4 separate regions of the Homo sapiens genome follow, and regions 1, 2 and 3 are each linked to region 4. A link is a loop called in an ENCODE intact Hi-C map of the cell type or tissue named here. Cell type or tissue: K562. All regions are shown on one strand. Region 1 has its middle 120 kb from the start of SEC61G-DT. Region 2 has its middle 83 kb from the start of SEC61G-DT. Region 3 overlaps EGFR (epidermal growth factor receptor). Region 4 holds the start of ELDR (EGFR long non-coding downstream RNA).

Evidence for each region. Peaks named below come from ENCODE experiments on the same cell type or tissue, not always from the same donor. Only the 100,000 strongest peaks of a DNase experiment are listed, where the experiment ranks them.
Region 1: it touches region 4 in a loop (2.7-fold over the local background); 10 of 110 quality-filtered maps call a loop at or near these places.
Region 2: it touches region 4 in a loop (2.5-fold over the local background); 31 of 110 quality-filtered maps call a loop at or near these places.
Region 3: a loop joins it to region 4, with 2.4 times the contacts of the local background. A loop is called at or near these places in 11 of 110 quality-filtered maps.

What each region holds. Positions count from the first base shown.
Region 1 is chr7:54,872,481-54,877,480 of GRCh38, reverse strand. No RefSeq gene overlaps it. Among named protein-coding and RNA genes, the nearest start is that of SEC61G-DT, 120 kb to the right of the region's middle. In K562, no CTCF peak of the experiment used is centred here; no DNase peak of the experiment used is centred here.
Region 2 is chr7:54,840,008-54,845,007 of GRCh38, reverse strand. No RefSeq gene overlaps it. Among named protein-coding and RNA genes, the nearest start is that of SEC61G-DT, 83 kb to the right of the region's middle. In K562, a CTCF peak has its summit at 3,087 (motif pointing right); no DNase peak of the experiment used is centred here; H3K27me3 peaks cover 86 bases.
Region 3 is chr7:55,172,305-55,177,304 of GRCh38, reverse strand. It overlaps EGFR (epidermal growth factor receptor), which reads right to left. Exons shown (of 28, transcript NM_005228.5): 17 at 4,181-4,322; 18 at 3,262-3,384; 19 at 2,485-2,583. Among named protein-coding and RNA genes, the nearest start is that of EGFR-AS1, 14 kb to the left of the region's middle. In K562, no CTCF peak of the experiment used is centred here; no DNase peak of the experiment used is centred here; H3K27me3 peaks cover 2,489 bases.
Region 4 is chr7:55,253,337-55,258,336 of GRCh38, reverse strand. It overlaps ELDR (EGFR long non-coding downstream RNA), which reads left to right and starts at 2,702. Exons shown (of 4, transcript NR_110426.1): 1 at 2,702-2,806; 2 at 2,919-3,150. RefSeq lists silencers at 2,666-2,715, 3,026-3,585. In K562, CTCF peaks have their summits at 2,625 (motif pointing right) and 3,319 (motif pointing right); DNase peaks (open chromatin) are centred at 2,646 and 3,296; H3K4me3 peaks cover 598 bases; H3K27me3 peaks cover 1,600 bases.

The sequences.
Region 1 (5,000 bases), 380 kb after region 4:
ACTATTCACTGTTGCTACAATAGTGTATCTAAAATGATATTTTTAACAAAAAATCACAAGATTTGCAAAAGCAAAAAAGGAAATCAATCTATATACAAGAAAAAAAGCAGGCAACACCAACTGCCTTTGAGAGAGTTCTGTTTTAAAATTTAGCAGACAAAGACCTCAAAGAAGCTATTATAAATGTGCTCAAAGGGGCTGGGCATGGTGGCTCGTGCCTGTAATCCCAGTACTTTGGGAGGCCAAGGCAGGCGGATCATAAGGTCAGGAGTTTGAGATCAGTCTGGCCAAAATGGTGAAACCCCATCTCTACTAAAAATACAAAAATATTAGCCAGGCGTGGTGGCACATACCTGTAATCCCAGCTACTTGGGAGGCTGAGGCAGGAGAATTGCTTGAACCCAGGAGGCAGAGGTTGCAGTGAGCCGAGATCATGCCACTTCACTCCAGCCTGGGCAACAGAGCAAGACTCCATCTCAACAACAACAACAACAACAACAAAAATGTGCTAAAAGAACTAAGGTAAAAAAGGCAAAGGGGTAAAGGGAAAGGAAAAGGTAAAATAAAAATGAAAAGGTAGAGGGCATAATGACAATGTCTTATCACTGTGAAATAGAAAATATCATTTCTGTATCTCACAAGAATAAAGTTAGTATAAATCCCAAGGATATTCTGACAAGTTAAGATGTATGTGGTAAGCCCAGCATACATAAAATAATTAAATATATAATAAAAAGGAACTAAAAGTTGCATAAGTTCATTAAAGGAAATAAAAGTCACACTAGAAAAATATTTACTTAATGCAAAAAAGCGATAAATGAGAAAAAGTAGAATAAAAATGACACGAGAAATATAGAAAAAAGAAAGATAAAATGTAAGATATAAATACAGTTTTATCAATAATAAAAATAAATGTGAAAGGATTAATTATGCTGATCAAAAGCATAGATTGACAGTCCAGATATAGAAAGATCTGTCTTAGTTCATATGGGATACTATTACAAAATACCATAGACTGGGTGGCTTATAAACAACAGAAATTTCTCACAATTTTGGAGGCTTGATAGTCCAGGATGAAGCTGCCAGGAGATAGAGTGTCTGGTGATGGCTTGCTTCTTTATAGACAGCTGTCTTCTCATCATAACCTCATGTGATGGAAGGGAGAAGGAGTCTTTCTTCAGCCTCTTTATAAAAGAGTACTAATCCCATTTATGATGGCTTTACCCATGTAACATAATCACCTCCAAAAGACCCCAATTACTAATACTACCACCTTGGGAGTTAGGATTTCAACATAAGAATTCGTGGGGGGACAAAAACATTCAGATTATAGCAAAATCCACCTTTATGTTCACTACAGGAAATGCACTTCAGATTCAAAGATGCAATTAGGTTTAATTAATAACAATTTCATTTATTAATACAATAGCATCAAATAATCAAATACTTAGGAATAAATTTAACAAAAAAGTAAAAGACTTCTACATTCAATAATACAAAACATAACTGAAAGAAATCAAAGTCGATCTAAATAAATGGTAATCCATGTCATACTTACAGATTGGAAGACTTAATATGGTTAAAATGGCAATATTCCCCAATGTTCTCCAAATTGATCTACAGATTCACCACAATCCCTATGAAAATCACAGCTACATTTTTTGCATACATTGATAAGCTGATCCTGAAATTCATATGGAAATTTGATGGGCTCACAATATCTAAAATTATCATAAAAAAGATGGGGGTTGGAGAACTCGAACTTCTCAATTTTAACATTCAATAGAAAGCTATAGTAATGAGTACAGTATGGTATTAGCATAAGGATAAAAATAAATATCAGTGGAATAGAGTTTATAGTTCAGAAGTAAACTCTTACATTTATGGTCAATTAATTTTCAACAAGGATGCCAAGACAATTAAGTGGGGGAAAGAATAATCTTTTTAACAAATCTTTTTTAACAACCAGATATCTACATGTAAAAGAATAAAGTTTTCCCTCTTCCTCACACCATATAAAAATATTAACTCAGAATGGATCATAGATTCAAAAATGTAAAAAACAAAAGTATAAAACTCTTAGAAGAATATATAGAGGTAAATCTTTATAGTCTTGGCTTAGGCAAAGCCTTCTTAAATATGACAAGGAAAATACAAGTAACAAGAAAAAATAGATAAATTGAACTTTACCATAATGCAATTGAAAACTTTTGCTCTTCAAAAGATGTTAACAAGAAAGTGGAAACATAATCCAAAGAATGAGATAAAATATTTGCAAACCATGTATTGAATAACAGACCTATATTTGTAATATATAAAGAACTATTAAATTCAACAATAAAAGACAATCCAATTAAAAATGGACAGAGTTTAAATAGATATTTCTTTAAAGAAGACATACAAATGTTCACTAAGCACATGAAAAGATTCTGCATATAGTTAGTCATAAGGGAAATGCAAACAAAAACCACAGTGAGCTACCACTTCACGTTCACTGGGATGGCTATGATTTAAAAGAGGTAATATTTGTTGGTGAAGATGTGGAGAAATAGAAACCCTCATAGATTGCTGATGGGAGTGTTAAATGGTGCAGTTCCTTGGGAAAACAGTCTAGCAGTTTCTCAAAAGTCTAAACATATAGTATATGACCCAGCAATTCCACTTTTAGGTATATACCTAAGACAAATGAAAACACATATTCCTATAAAACCTTATAAAGAAATATTTATGCTTTTCCAGGTTTAATTGGCTATTTTTATATTCCTTTTTCATCTCTACTATTGGCTTATTATTTCCACATCTACTAAAATTTTTTAGTGATTGCTTTAAAGTTTGAATGTATATTCTTAACTTACCATAGTCGGCTTTTAAATTACATTAAACAACTTCAGATATAATGTAAAAACCTTACAAATCTTCCATTTCCTCTCTTCCATTCATTATGCTATGTTTGTCAAACTTTTAAATTCTACATGTGTAATAAAACCGTATGTTTTATTATTATTTTTGTTTTAAGTAATCATCTTTTAAAATGACTTAAGAAAAATGTACTTTATTTGTATTTACCTTTGTTTTGCCATTTACAGCACTTTTTATTAATTTGTCTAGTTTCACATTTTGATTTGCATTATTATTTACTTGGTCTTAAGAGCTTCTTTTAACATTTCATCGCTGCATGTTGTTTTCCTGAACATTTTTTATTTGATCTTCCTTACTGAAATATATTTATTTTCACTGCATTTAGAATTCTAGATTAATGGATTTCTTTTCTTTTCTTTTCTTTTTTTTTTTTTTTTTTTTTTTTGAGACAGAGTCTCAGTCTTGTGGCCCAGGCTGGAATGCATGATCTTGGCTCACTGCAACCTCTGCCTCCCAGGTTCAAGCAATTCTCCTGCCTCAGCCTCCTGAGTAGCTGGGATTACAGGTGACTGCCACCATGCCCAGCTAATTTTTGTATTTTTAGTAGAGATGGGGTTTCACCATGTTGGCAGGCTGGTCTTGAACTCTTGACCTCAGGTGATCTGCCCACCTCAGCCTCCCAAAGTGCTGGGATTACAGGCATGAGCCACTGAGCCTGGCCTGATGGATTTTTTTTAACTTCATTATTTTAAAGGTGTCAATCCATTGTTTTCTGGATTACATATTTTTAAGAAATTTGTCATCATCCTTATCTTTGTTCTTCATGTAGTCTTTTCTCTGGGTGCCTTTGGTATTTACTGTATCTTTGGTTTTCAGCAATTTGACTATGATGTATTTGGGTATGTATGTATGTATTTGTTTATATGTATGTGTGTTTGTGTGTATCTGAATGCTAATTGTTGTTCTCTGAGTCTATTAAATTTATGGATTTTATTCATTTGGAAAATTATTGGCCATTGTTTTCTGAAGTATTCTGCCATGTTTTCTTTCTTCTCCTTTGGGGATGCCAATTACATACATGTATGTTAGGCAACTTGATATTGTCACACGAATGTTAGATACTTTGTTCTGTTTTTCATTCACTTTTCATTTTGTATTTTAGTTTGAATAATTTCTATTGACCTAGTTTGCTCAATGATTCGTTCCTCAACTTTGGCCAGTCTGCTAACCCATTAAAGGATTTCTTTATGTTTTATATTGTATGAGCCCTTTTTTTTTTATTTCTACTGTTTGTACTCAAAACTTTTATAGTTTCTATTTATCTTCTGAAAATGCCCATCCCTTCTCTGTGTTGTTTGGGTTTTTTTTGTTGTTTTGTTTGTTTGTTTTTGCTAGATCCTTCAGCACATAATTCATAGTAAATAGAAAGTTCCATGTGATAGTTTTGTGGTTCTAACTTTGTCCATTCCCTTTTCTCTTAACAATGAGTTGTCTTTGTTTGCATTTGTTGTGTCTCATAATACTTGAGTGATTTTATAACATTGTGAGTAGAAGAGAAAAAAACAAAAATAAATAGTATTCACCCTGCAGTGGGCTTACCTATGCTTCAAGTCACTAGATCCATACATCCATGCTTATTTTACTTTCAACAAATGTTTCAAAGTAACTCAATGAGGGAAAATAGCATCAAAAATGGTACTGGAGTAATTGGACATCAATTTTTTTATATAAAAAGAAGGAAGAAAGAAAAGGAAACATGAAAGAAAAGAAAAAAAGTAGAACTGAATTCTTATCTTGTCCTACATACAAAAAAATTAATGCATAATGGATCATAAACCTAAATGTATGAGATAAAAATTTTAAAACTTTAAGAATTAAGTATATGAGAAAAATCTTTGGAACTTAAGCTGGGCAAATATTTTAGAGCATAAGCACAAACCATAAAAAGAAAAATACTAATAAATCAGACATTAACAAAAATTTAAGTTATGCTTTTTAAAAGACATTGTTAATAAAATAAAAAGACAAGCCACAGATTAAAGACAAGCCACAGATTGGAAGAAAATGCTTTTTTTAAAAACCCATATATATGGTAAAAAATTGTATTCATAACACATAAAGAACATTCAAAATCTAATAAT
Region 2 (5,000 bases), 410 kb after region 4:
AACCTACCAGATGCTGATCTGTTTTGTTCAAACAGAGCGGACAATAAGCTCCACTTGCTTAGAGAGCTTACATTCTCATCAGGTAAGATAAATAATAAATACTACACAAAAGATAATAAATATACAAATCATATGGGGTGCTGGAAGTTATAAATTCTGAGGAATTCACAGAGCAGGCTAAAGAGAACTATTTTCGTGTGCAGGCAGGGCATGGCGGGGTCAACAACAGGGAGCCTGCGGGTTGAGTGGCATGAGTGAGGAGGAGAACAGGAGGAGACGAAGTCAGAATCACAGGGAAGCAGTGAACCTGCTGCCTCACACCCATAGGAAGAAAGGCCTTGAGCGAAAGGAATAGGATTTGTAGATGGCAGATGACATGGTATCACTTACATTTTGTAAGGATCACCTGGCTTCCCTGTTGAGAATACTGTGGACAAAGGTGGCAATTTAGGAGACAGTTTAGGGAGTTAATGCCAAAATCCAGGGGAGGCATGATGATTTGGCTTGGAGCAGGATTTAAATTCAGGGCCAGGGGTTTTATTTCACAAGTGGTGAGAAGGAAAGTAGTGAGAAGTGGTTGGATTCTGGATACATTTGAGAGGTAGAAGCTGTGAAACCAAGTTTCACCAAGGGACAACTCTAGGTATCATAGAGCAATTGATTATTACTAAAGTCATCCTTGTATCATGTCATCTACCCTAAAATGAAAGTGAAATGACTACTTTCTATTTATATTGTTTTATTTCTAGAATGCTTTGCTTAGAATCCCTTAAAAGTTGCAGGTATGAAAACTCTAGGAGCTGGTTAATAGCTGTCAATGAGTCATTACTACATTATTCATGGATTAAAATGAATATGTGGCTTAGGGCGATTGAGCTCGACTTAAATGACTACCAACAAGTGATTGACAAATGATTTAGGAGACTTCAGTCTGATAAAACGTTTTCCTAAGACTTTAAATTGACTTCTCAGCAATTTTTGCAGCTACTCAAATCCAAGTAAAATTGTTAGCCCTGTCTAGAGAAAGGTCAATTGCTCAAGGTCAAAGGCAAGTAAATACATAATTTAATTGTTCTTGTTTGCTCTGAGTTTTTTAAAAGGGCAGCCTAATATTGATTTGAATTAATTTAATGAGCATGTTCATTTTAAGAGAGAACTAATAGTGTTAAAAGAAATGATTAAAATCCCAGGAAGTTAAACCACCAGGGTTTAATTCTTACACCATTCTTTACCTTCAACACATTATTTAACCTTTGTTTTGGTTTCTTCTTCTGAGCGCAGAAATAATCATAATAATAACTATGCCTTACAGGTTTTGAAGTTAAGCGAGCTTATGCTTGTACCAAACAAACAATGCACAATGTAAGTGCACGATAAATGCTATTGTTATTAGAAGGCTACACAGAAAATGTCAAAGAAAACATCTTCATTGATGCCTAGTATAACACTAGTTCAGTAATGGATCAATTACTTCTAATCTCAATCACTATGAGGGCCATAAGGCAAAGGATTTATGGTTTATAGCTAAGAAACCCAGCAGTATTTTGTGTAAAGCAAGAAAAGCAACACCGTGATACTTACAATTCATTTATTGATATCTGAAAAATTTCCCTATCACTAAGAGTATTCCATTCATATATTGGAGAAATAGCACCATTCCAATCATAACTACAGTAAATATCAAGACAGATATTCCTTCCATAGGAAAAAAATATCTATGAAACTTAGATAATAGAAAAAAATAGAGGAACATCTTCCAAAATCTACATAATTTTCTAATTCATTCTTTTCTATCTAGTTCCACATTTGCCTTCTCTTGGAAAATACTTTTCCTTCACACCCTTGTCAGTTCAATATTTCTACAGAAAATACACCTTTACAAAGCAAAAGCAGATTCCTCTTCATATTAAAATTAGTTGTACTTTTAAAAAAGTTTTTGTTTTCTGGCTGTGTAAATAATGTTCTCCAGAAACAACAGAGAAAACTCTCAATGAGACCACATATTACATGTGTTTGAAAATCAGAAATAGCCCGGAATTTCCTGAGTATGTATTTATGACTGTCTATGTTTCTGCTATAAATACCCAGATATAATAAGTTATAGACATTATGTTGACATATTTATATGTAACATGCCATTGTGTACATGGCAATATTATTGAAATTATCCTTGAAAAATAAAAAAGTAAAACAACTAAACAACAACAGCAAAAGGGATGTTAGGAACGATAAACATGCTTACATGGGACCAAAGACAATTGCAGTGCAGTAAAGCCTTGATCAGGAAAGAAAGCACATTTCTCCTGAGCAGCTCCATGAATGTACAAAACAGTGGTGGTATCTTCTTTCAATTACTGCTGGTGCCATGAGCCAAAAGATTCCGAGTTTGTTTGAGCAAAGCCACAAAGGAACTGCTGTCAGGAATCAATTTCAGGCTGTGGAGAAAGCCCTCCAAAAGCCAAAGAATTTGGTCTCATGCAGGGTATGGGATTTTGAAGGCATATTTTGTAGTGTGGGAATGAGTTTATCCTGACGTGAAGGAAATGGGGAGTAAATGGGAAAGTATTTTTCCTATGAGCTGGCTAAAACTTCAGTAACCTGATGCTTTTATAAATCAATCAGATGCAGCATCCTGTTTCTTCACATGACTGTTTTTCTTAGATGATTAGGCCCCCTTACCAAATGGATTTGAGTTTTAAAACGCAGTAAATGCTAAGTCAATTCGGTTGCAACAACCAGGCTTTTGTGTCTGCCTGAGCTGTTTAGTTACCCTTGGTCCTTGTTCACTTGTTGAGGCCAAACTCTTTTCATTGTGAAAGACCAACAGTTTGGAGAAGAGAAGCTCAAATAGTACTTTCTTTCACCTAGAAGGTTATCGTTTGAAAAAGTCTTATTTCCAAGAGTAATATCTCCCTCTGGGTGCAGGAAAGCCTACAGTTTTCTGGACTCTCTGGCTTCCTTCAAGTTTGGCAGACAACCTGGTTTACTTTGCGTCTCCAGTACACATAGGAAATGGAGGAAAGAGAATAAAGTGCTTCTGCCAACACTGCTGCAAACCAAGGCCACTGACCTGCTGGCCTTGGCTCTGTGTCCTCCAGGGGGCGTGACATATGCACTTCAGTGTGAATGATGTGCAATATTGTACTGTAAAATCCCCAAAATTTATAGCATGTCTCTCTGACAGTTATACAAAAGTGACCTAGTGTGAAAACTGACATTCAGAGTCATCAAAACGTATGATACTAATGATACTAGTGGCTTTATTTTTTCCTCTTTAGAAGTTCTCAGATATTACACATACCCAGAGGAGGATTTGTGGTATTAATGTTTCCTGAAACGTGTTAGACCACAGAGCCCTTCTTCTGTGGAACATTATGAGACTAATGTCCACAAACTATTCTTTGGGAAACACTATTACCAGAATGCATGCACTTAAACGCAAATAAATAGCAATGCAAAGATGTTTGTCTACATTACCCTTTCAGCAAGTTAGAGAAAATTTTCAAGTGCATTGGTCAAAGCAAAACATATGACAAAGCATTGAGTTAACAATGTAAAACACTCAGTTAAAATATTTCTATTTCCCTTGGGATCCTCTAGAGAAATTAACAATCCATATGTCTACCAATTTTACTTTCAACTCTTTCTCTAACATCATAAACTGTTTGTGTCTTTTTGTCCTGAGTTAAGATGAAAAATAGAAAATTACTGAATGAGAAAGATTGAGTAGCTTCTCAGGGTGTCTCCACCACACTAAAACCATTAAAATGTAAAGTAAAATATCTGAAGTATCTGAAGGGACATCTTCAATGATAACATAAAGGCACAAAGTAAAAATGTCAGTGTAAAAATGAAAATCAGGAATTCAGTGAATATTTATGTAGAGACATGTTCCTCATCTCGTTATCTTGCATCTATACAGATGTTCTTTAATTTCCATTTAATTCTCGTAAGCTCTTGGAGTATGAATTTGTAATCCTGAAGTATTGAATGATTCTTATTTTGTTCTTTCTACTGTTATTCAGTTTTTTTCAATAGACATGCATTTTGTATAATTATGTGTAGATTGTATTTCTAAGCACCATTATATAAAATGTAGATTACAACAATTTTCTGTATCTCAATTGGGTACCATATATTTGCAGTTCTCTTGTTCCTAAAGAAGTTGGCAGACCAGAAGGTAAACAGCAGCTCTCTGGGTGGTGGGGACATGGCGGAATTTTGAAAATATTGTAACTCCTTTTAAATTTCAGATTTTATACATGTGTTTGTTACTTTTTCAACAGAAAAAAAAACATTTTTAGCTTTCAAATGTATCACAATCATTTTATGAATGGACTATAACGTCCAGATCGGTAGGGTGTGAATCTTAACTTCTCCTCTTCCTCTCTGTGTGGTCCTGGGCAGGTCACTTAACCCTCTGTATCTCAGTTTTCACATCTGTAACATGGGGGGAAATAACAGAATCTACTTCCATAGGCTGTTGTGTGGAATAAATGAATCAACACTTTGAAAGGACCTGGAGCAAAGTCAGTAGTCTGAAAATGTTATCCTTGATGATAATTATTTTTTAACTGCTGAAGTCTTTTATTGATGAATTTGGAAGTATACCATTATTAGAAGGACTTTCCCAAAGTAAACACTTTAATCCTGGAGGGGGGTAGTTCCTCAAAAATGTTGTACTGCAGCTTGGAATCTAATTCTGCTTAAATGTGGCTCTTTTGTCCTTGTTTTTCCTCTGACTGTGAGGTGCTGGGGGTGTGTCATGACTGCTGTGCCTACTGTGTTGCACCTCGCATTGTGTATGCAATAAACGTTTGTTAAATACATGGACCCAGGCATCAGAGAAGCCTAGGCGTCTTAATCAATGTTTCAGGGAACAAGGGCCTTGGTCTCTGCCCCAGCAGTTCTGAAACATTTGCACACTGCAGCCACTTTCCGTGAACTGGTGGGACTGCAGCAGTGGCTTCCTCAGTGTGCTGCAGCATCAGCATCACCTG
Region 3 (5,000 bases), 81 kb after region 4:
ACTGCTGGCTTTTGCTTTCTTTACCAGAAAGTGCCTCCTCCAGCTTCCCCCTCTCCATCCCAGTGTGGTGCCCTGCCCGCCAGGATTGCTGGTGAGGCCTGGGCAGCCTGAGCTGCAGGACAAACCACAAACCACAGGCTTCAGGGAACACTCCAGGCTTGTCGCCCTCTGACTGCAGCAGACATGACATCCATCATTGGAGAGGAGGGGGGACATGGCCGCAGTGAAGAAACATGGGGCAAGGAAATAAAATGATGGAGGGGGAAGAGGGGATGAGGAGACAGGACAAGCAGGAGGCCAAACTGAGCTTTCTTTTATTTCTTTTATTTATTTAATATATTTAGGGATATATATATATTTAGAGAGAGATATATATATATTTAGAGAGAGATATATATTTAGAGATATATATCTCTAAATATATATAAAATATATATAAATCTCTAAATATATATCTCTCTAAATATATATCTCTCTAAATATATATCATATATATTTATATATCTAAATAACTATATACAGAGTATATATAGATATCTATATTCAGATATATATAGGTATCTATATTAATATTTATATCTAACTATTTTTTTGAGCAGGGTCTTGCTTTGTCACCCAGGCTGGAGTGCAGTGGTGAGATTTTAGCTCACTGCAGCCTAGATCTCCTGGACTCAAGCCATCTTCCCATCTCCTGAGTGGCTGGGACTACAGGCATGAGACACCACACCCAGCTAATTTTTTATTTTTTGTAGAGACTGGGTCTCAGTATGTTGCCCAGGCTGGTCTCAAACTCCTAAGCTCAAGGGATCCTCCTGCCTCAGCCTCCCAAAGTGCTGGGATTACAGGCGAAAGCCACCATGCCAGGCCCATGGACGCTTCAGATGTTGGGTGCACTTAACTTTTAAGCCTTGACCTTATCTATCTTCTACCCCATTTCCAACTCCACAGAAGCATATTTCCTCCAATTAAAAGGTCCTGGGGGCACTTTTCAGTGAACACTGCTTCCTTCCCAAAGCACAACTATTGTCTTAGAATACATCCAAACCCTCCTCACACTGCATTTATAAATACCACTGAAATTCACATTTCAACATGATTTTGTATAATTTATTAGAATGTGTTGAATGAATAAAAAATGAATTAAGGAAGCAAATTGTGCACAAAGATTTTCCTACACAGCACAGGTGAGGGGCCAGAGATTGTAAGTGAAAGGCTTCACAGATTGCCCGTCTTCCTGTATTTCTTGTGGTTATGTTAATAGACTTAACATTTTGTTACTAGGACTTGACTCAATTTGTAAACCGTTAAAATGAAAGCTAATTTTTCTTGATAAGTATATCATCAATTTTACAGATTTTTTATTGTATTATATCAATTCATCATCTTTCATTTAGAAGTATATCAACATGGGATTTCCCCTACTATAATAAAAGGAAGAAAAGCTGCCCAGAGAAAATTAAACTGTAGATTTCCTCCAATTAAAAAATTGTATCTTAAGACATTTTTATAAAGGCCCATGTTCTCTTTACTTGCTATGTATTCTGTGGGTTAGACATGAGGCGGAGGATATTACTCTCTGGCTTTTGTCCTTCTTGGCTGTAAGATCAACTAAATTCTCTAGAGTTTTGAGGTAATAAGTCAGCCATTTTTCCTTTTCCTCGATTCTGCTTCCCTAGTCCGCTGCCTGAGCCCCTTGACCTCCTCTTTCACTTGCTCTGTGTTGGGACAAGAGCAAAGGTTTCCACCAACTCACAGCAAGCCCAGGCCAGTGTAGAAGAGGCTCTGTCAGACTCCAGCCAGCATCTTCCCACCACTGGCTGGGGAAGGCCCAGAGAAGGTGGAGAAAGTTCAATAGAATTGGTAGTAAGAAGATAACAATAATCTTGTGGAATTTTCCAAGAACTTATTCCACAAAGTAACAATCAACAGACACTGGAGAAGAATGTGAATTATTCTGAGAGAAAGTACAGAAGGTGGGCAACAGTTTATAGACTGCACGCCATCATATTCTAGGCACCTTTAAAAAAAGCCATTTCAAAGATGAGATAACTTGGTGGAGTGAATTGAATGCAAGTTTCAGAGTCAGAAATAACAAGGGGCTTAAACCCTATCCCAGCCATATAAGGGTCAGCCAATTTCTTTATGCCTCCATTTCTTCATCCAAAAAATACCAAAAACAATACCCATGCTCCAGGCTCACCAAGAGCACTCACTCATCATGCGTGTCAAGAAACTAGTGCTGGGTAGATGCCAGTAATTGCCTGTTTCCAGCCTTTTGGGGTGGATACCAGCATGGGAGAGGCCAGTGCTGTCTCTAAGGGGAGGGAGTTATACCCACTAGAGCTAGAAAGGGAAAGACATAGAAAGTGAACATTTAGGATGTGGAGATGAGCAGGGTCTAGAGCAGAGCAGCTGCCAGACATGAGAAAAGGTGGGCCTGAGGTTCAGAGCCATGGACCCCCACACAGCAAAGCAGAAACTCACATCGAGGATTTCCTTGTTGGCTTTCGGAGATGTTGCTTCTCTTAATTCCTTGATAGCGACGGGAATTTTAACTTTCTCACCTTCTGGGATCCAGAGTCCCTATGACAGAGAGAGAAGGAAGACGTTAACTGGCAATTGTGAGATGGTGCCACATGCTGCCCAGTGATCTGGGTGGATGTTACCAGCGATGCACCCCGAAGGTGAGGGACACTGGGGCTGTGGAGCCGCACCTAAGGCTGATATTGCTGGGGGCTGTGACGCCCCCGCAGCCCTGCAGCTGTTGGGCTCCACGAATCACACTGATTATTTAGATAAAAGAATCTCAAGCTTGTAAAGCCTGTTATAAAGTCCGTGTGGATCATTTCATCCAGAATTTAATGATGCTGCGTCTAGGCCTAACTGAAATCAGATTTCATGCAAAGAGGATCTAGAAGAAGCAAACGAAGATGAGCCCATTTCAGCTGGGCTGCATTCTGATGCCGTGCGGTGAGAGGCGGCCCTCCTCCCGCCCTGTGCTGCACCCCATGGCAAGGTCAATGGCCCCTTTCATAAAAATGCCTTTGGTCTGTGAATTGGTCTCACAGGACCACTGATTACTGTGGTTATAAAAGATTTCCTCTCAATAACTTGGGAAAAACACTGGAGTTTCCCAAACACTCAGTGAAACAAAGAGTAAAGTAGATGATGGAAATATACAGCTTGCAAGGACTCTGGGCTCCCCACCAGACCATGAGAGGCCCTGCGGCCCAGCCCAGAGGCCTGTGCCAGGGACCTTACCTTATACACCGTGCCGAACGCACCGGAGCCCAGCACTTTGATCTTTTTGAATTCAGTTTCCTTCAAGATCCTCAAGAGAGCTTGGTTGGGAGCTTCTCCACTGGGTGTAAGAGGCTCCACAAGCTGGGGGGGACAAGAACACAGAGACAAGGGTCACCTCAGCCCTCACCATGCTGGAAAGCAGTGCCAGACATGGCCCAGCAGGGGGACCAGCAGCCACGGCATGGGCTTGGGTGCCAGGACACGGCACTTGCCAGCTCATTTGGAAGGACAAATGTACGCCTTCTCTACAGAGCTTGACAGAAGTTGGTAGAAACACAGGCTCTGATACAGGTGTTCTTTAACTGAACAGCTACCTTTCAACAAACACAATTTCTATGTCTGTTTCCACGCCTATTAACTGGATTGAAAACTCCGGTAGGGAAGTTGTGCATGGCGGTCGTTTGGTTGGGGCACATCACACGCGCTTATGCTTATGAGCCGCTGGGTTGCTCTTTCCAGAGAACATGGCTTCCAGCACAGGACTGGGCTGTGGCGAAGTCCATCATGGACAAAGCCACTGTGTGGACAATGGTGTTTTCCAAAGCAGGAATCTCTCGCCTTCGCCACAGTGCCAGCATGGGATCAACAGCCAGGCTTCCTGGCCTCCCTCCTATGCACACACAGGCACCGGGTCCTAAGCAGATGCCACACAGCTTTGTGGACATTGAAGGGTGCAGCCTAGAAACATTGCCATTTCCTCGGATGGATGTACCAACATGTCACCAACTGGGTATAACTGCACATTCAGAGATTCTTTCTGCATCATAATACAATTATGTATCTAACATACACAACTGCTAATGGCCCGTTCTCGGGGCTGGCCCTTGTTCCTGTCGGGGTGCGAGGGCTCCTGAGCCCACCCAGGACTGGCACTCACCTCCCTCTCCTGCAGCAGCCTCCGCAGCGTGCGCTTCCGAACGATGTGGCGCCTTCGCATGAAGAGGCCGATCCCCAGGGCCACCACCAGCAGCAAGAGGAGGGCCCCCACCATCCCAGTGGCGATGGACGGGATCTTAGGCCTGGAATGAGGTGGAGGAACAAGGAAGGGTGAGGTTGCTGACAGATTCCATGGCCTTGGCACTCAACACGCCCCTGCATGTTTCAGTGCACTGACATCTTGTAGAATGATCTTGGAAAGTGAGACACTATGTAGCTTCTAAAAGGAGAAAAAACAGGCTTCTAAGGCAACGTTTCCAACTTTCTCAAGCTCTCCCCAGTCCCCTACCAGGCACACTTTTCCTCATTTTTTAAAATTGAGGCTTTATCTGGACCTCTCCATATAATGAGTATTTTTCAATTTGTTGATTAACAAAATATGATTCAAAAAATAACTTAGACTTCAATAATGCTTTTTCATGGATTGGTATTTTGTTCATTCCAAGAGTATTTCCATGCAATTGAAGTGCCATAGTCCATACACATGGACCAGGCACTGCCTCTGGCCAGGCTGGGTGAAGGGACTTTTTGGCAATGCTGAGACTCCTCTGGGTCCTTGGCTTTTAAGATGAGCACATGGATTGTGTGAAATACTCTCTGAACGAGCTTGAAAGGGGTTATAAAGGAATAGGATTCAGACATAGAAAGCATCATTGTGATGAGTGATGTCATCATGCAGCCTCAGACTGTAGGGTGCATTTAATCCTCCCTCCCACAGAGGTCATGTCTAGTTCCAGAGAGAGGAAACCAGAAGCCACATG
Region 4 (5,000 bases):
TATATACCATGTTTATGGCTTATAAGAGTCACTATTATTAAGATAGCAGTTCTTCCCAAATAGGTGTATACATTCCGTGAAAGCCCAGCAGGACTTTTTGTGGGAATTGACAAAATGATTTTTTAAAATCTATATGGAAATGCAAAGCACCTAGAATCTGCAAAGCCATCTTGAAAAAGGGGAAAAAAAAGTTGGCAGGCTTACATTGCCAGCTTTCAAAACTTATAGAAAGCCGGCCGGGCGCGGTGGCTCACACCTGTAATCCCAGCACTTTGGGAGGCCAAGGAGGGTGGATCACGAGGTCAGGAGATCGAGACCATCCTGGCTAACGTGGTGAAACCCCGTCTCTACTAAAAATACAAAAAATTAGCCAGGCGTGGTGGCGAGCGCCTGTAGTCCCAGCTACTCAGGAGGCTGAGGCAGGAGAATGGTGTGAACCCGGGAGGCAGAGCTTGCAGTGAGTGGAGATCGCGCCACTGCACTCCAGCCTGGGCGACAGAGCGAAACTCTGTCTCAAAAACAAACAAACAAAAAACTTATAGAAAGCCAATAAAGCTGCAGTGATCAAGACAATGTGGCACAGGCATAAGGATCAACAAACAGATAAAAGGCATAGAAAGCCCAGAACTGGGCCTGCTATTACATGACTATACCTAATTTGGGAACAGTGGTTATCCTTGTGATTATGGATATAATTACAGATATGATTATACTCAACTTGGGAACAGTTTTTTTTTTTTTTTTTTTTGCCTATATTAAGTGTTGTCAGGTCAAGGAGGTATGTACTGGTTGAAAAAAGATCCTGATTTGTAGGAAAAGACACAGCACATGGTGATGTTTTAGAGAGTTAAAATTTGGAGCCATTCTCCATATTCATTGGATAGAATCATCATCCCTCCTCTGCCTTTCAGCCTATATAATCAGTAAGAATTATATGGCAGATAAAAATCTGGCATTGAAGGATCAATCAACTATTAGACAATTGATCTCATTTTCTCATGTCGTCTATCTACATCTCTCATGTCATCTGGCATATCATATGTTCTAGGTCAGTCCTGAGTTCAACTAGTCTGTCCTGTGATTTTCACTATTATTTACACTTGTTAGGTCACTATCGTGGGGTTCAGAATATTGGTGTGAGGTGGTGGCATGGGTGCTTTTTTTGGAGCAGTTGTGGGGTGGAATCCCTCCTGCATGACCTGAGGCCACAAGAAACCCCTTCCACCACAGGTGTATCACACGTAATAAACCCTCGTGTGCCTTGTTACATGATAAGCACTTTATATACCTTAGACATTTTAACCTAAATCAACCCTAAAAGGCAAGGTTATTTTTTCTACTAAATTTCCAACAACTAGGTGAACTAAAAGTAGGTTGAAAGACCAATTCTTATGAAAGAATGATTGTCAAAAAGAAAAAGATAAATTCTTCTGAAGAGACGAGAGACATAGGAGCAACTCAGACAGGAAACTTTTAATGGGTTTTAATCCAGGGTTTACAATGTTTTGAATCTGCAATTCTGAAATCCAAAGCAGATCTGGAAATTGAATGTTTTTGGCAACAAATTGGGTGGCAAAATCTGAACTATTTGTAGCTCTGTGTGCTGACGAGCATTGTGAGTGCCCTAGAGGGGCATCAAGCTTTTGCCCACAAAATCCTTTCTTTCCTTGGAGCATCTCAGTGGAGTTGTGTTTTGAGAAATAGTGCCTGACATAAGTTCGGTATTGCTACGTAAGACCTCTTTATTGTTTTTCTGCATAACTTTGGATTTTCCAATTCAGTTTACTTTGACCCACTCTTTACAGTTTAAGCATGCCAGGTGGTAACTCGATGGCTTCGCATCTTAATGATCGCATCTATGTGCATAATTCTTTGGGGTTCGTGGAGCAGTTTCACATTCATTATCTTGTTTGGTCCTTAGTAAAACTCCTTCTTTATTTTCAGCACTGAAGAAGTGGAGTCTCAGAGGTCACACAGCTGGCATGTGGCAGAACCAGCCACGCCATGCCGCCATGCCGCTTTGAGGACCAGTGACCCTCAGGGACTTAGCAAAATGCCATCTTCAAAACAACTTGTCAAGATCCTCACGGGCAGTCAGTGTCATGTTTTATATCGCGTACAACCTGCAGCACAGGGCGCAGCAGGCGTGAGTGCCACTGTCTAGGGACTCTCCATACCCTCCAGCCTTCAGACGCAGGAACGGGAATCTCAGCCAGCTGTCTCCTCTGTCCCAGGTTTCTCTCCAGTCTCACCTGAGGTCGAAAAGTCCGAATGAAGTAGGTGATAGTCCATTGATCTGAAGGGCATAGTGGCTCATGGGATTTTGCTGAGTCTACACCAGGTGTCAAAGAGTCTGGTGCCCAAACCTTGGCAAGTGCACGTGACTGATTACCTCATTGTCAGAAAATGTGGGAGCCCGGCAGCGCTTGGGACCACCTGGCTCAGACTCTTCATTCCAGACCAGACCACTGAGGCCCGGGAAGCGGGGTCCACTTACAGGACGTCGGAAGGCAGTGGGCAGGAACTGGGCTCCTTCCTGCCGGGCCAGCTTTTCGGAGGCTGGCACTGGGGCTTCGGGACTTGAGGACCTGATCGCTGCGCAGGCCACGCGCCACCCGCAGAGGGCACCCGCGGTCCGCCGCGTTCCAGGGCGCGGGCTCTGGGGCTGGCCTCTCTGGCGCGCGAGGGTTTGCTGAGATTTAACAGAGGGCCGTTACACTCACAGTGTAAGAACAGACTGACAATTCCAGGGCGCTGGCTTTTATGAAAATAGGAAACGCCACGATGCACTCTAACGTGGAGATGGGTTCGTCTGTGACAAGAGGAAGCCTGTTTGAAAGGCAGATTTCGGGAAAATGTAGGGAGGCAAGAGCGTTGGCCGAGCTCCTCAGAAGTCCCTGAACAGTTCTGTTTTCCAGGGCGCCGTTCACACTGAGATGAGACAGGTGGAAAAGAGAGCTCGCCCTTCTTGCATTGTCACACGGAGCGGCCCTCTCCCTGTGCAGCGTGGAGTCCCCTGGGCGCGGGCGAGGCTCAGGCGGGACGCGGCGGAGACCGAGCTTGTCCCTGTGTGGACCCGGGCAACTGCCGGTGGGCGAGGCCTGGATGGTGGCCAGGCCGCAGCCACCCGGACGTTTGCGAGCGCCGAAGGTGGGCCTGGAGGCGGGGACCTGGCCCTGCGGGGCCGGTGCGTGCGGGGCCCGGCTGAGCCGCCGGCTCCACCGGCAGGGAACCCGGCTCCCGCCTTCCCGGCAGGGAACCCGGCTCCCGCCTTCCCGGCCACACCGGGAGTGTGTGAGGGGGGACCCTTGGCCGGCAGGGGGCGCTCTCGGCCACTCCATCCGCCCGGTCACCGCGGGATCCCGCTGCTCCATCCCGCCGGTGCCGCCGTCGCGCCTCCTCCCGCAGCCCAGCTCTGCCTCCGCCTTCGCTCCCCGACTCCTCCCTTCTCCCTCTCAGTCCCGCAGGGAAGCTGGGCTGGGCGAGAGGGTGTCTCCTGGGTCCACCGTGGAAGCCCGAGGCGCGGGTGCGGAGCCAGCCCAGGGCTGCCGGCGTGAGCTGCAGGGCTGGCCTGGTGCTCATCCTCTGCCCGGGGCGCGGGAAAGGCGAGGGACGCTGTGCTGGATCTGTGTGCTCAGTGGCCATGCGTCGGCCTCAGGACTGGGAACGAGGCGAGAGACACAGATGTGGGTGATTTCCCTGTGGAAGCTGTACCCGAGGCCGTGGGAGTGGAGGGCACTGGGCTGCGAATGGAGACAGGATGCCCCGAGGGCCCGGGAGCGGGAGGTGGAGCGGGTCCCAGACGGCAGGGGCTCGGAGTGGGAGGCAGCGGGACTGGGAGAGCCGCGCTGGGGCCGCAGGGGTGCGCAGGGAGCTTCCTGCCCTTTGCACCTCAGGCTCCGGGAGCTGATTTGTTTCACCTTGGGCAGGTGCAGGATCTGCGCTTGCAGCCACCTTACTTCGTGGGCTGTACCTGAGGTGACAGGCAGGGTCTTCTCTGATGAAGTTACCCACACGAGTCACCACGGGATGACGGTGAGCAGGTGCCACGGAAGGTAACACTGAGCGCATGCGGTTAAAGGACAAGAGGGAAAGGGTGAGGGCAGACCAACGGTCATTTTCACAACTCTTCTATGTTAGTCAGGGTTCTCTAGAGGGACAGCACTGATAGGATAGACCTATATATGAAGGGAAGTTTATTAAGGAATATTGACTCACACGATCACAAGGTGAAGTCCCACAATAGGCTGTCTGCAAGCTAAGGAACAAGGAAGCCAGTCTGAGTCCCCAAACCTCAAAAGTAGGGAAGCCAACAATGCAGTCTTCAGTCTGTGGCTGAAGGCCCGGGAGCACCTGGCAAACTACTGGTGTAAGCCCAAGAGTCCAAAAGCTGAAGAACTTGGAGTCCAGTGTTTGAGGGCAGGAAGCATCCAGCTCGGAAGAAAGATGGAGGCGGGAAGACTCAGCCAGTCAAGTCCTTCCACGTTTGTCTGCCTGCTGTTATCCTACCTGCACTGGCAGCTGATTAGATGATGCCCACCCAATTGAGGGTGGGTCTGCCTCTCCCAGTCCACTGAAATGAAATGCTAATCTCCTTTGGCAATACCCTCACAGACACACCCAGGAACAGTACTTTGTATCCTTCAATCCAATCAAGTTGACACTCAGTATTAACCATCACACTCTGCAAGGAAGGTGTTTTATGTCCATTTTATAGAAGAGAAACTGAGGCTCAGAGAAGTTGTTATTTGTCCAAGATTACAGAGCCAGCTTCTGGCCAACCTTGAGCGATTCAAAAATTGAAGCCCCTTCCACTAGGTCCCACTGACATCTGGATTCCACCTGACTACTGGCTGCACAATTTCCCCTTAAGTCAGTTCCTCTGTGGTTGTGCCCAGCTGCCCCGCTTGGTAGAATTATCCAGTAGACATTTTTCAGTCCTTGTCTTCCACACCATCCCTCTGGTGTTTGACCCAGATCGTGCACTCCTCACAATGTTC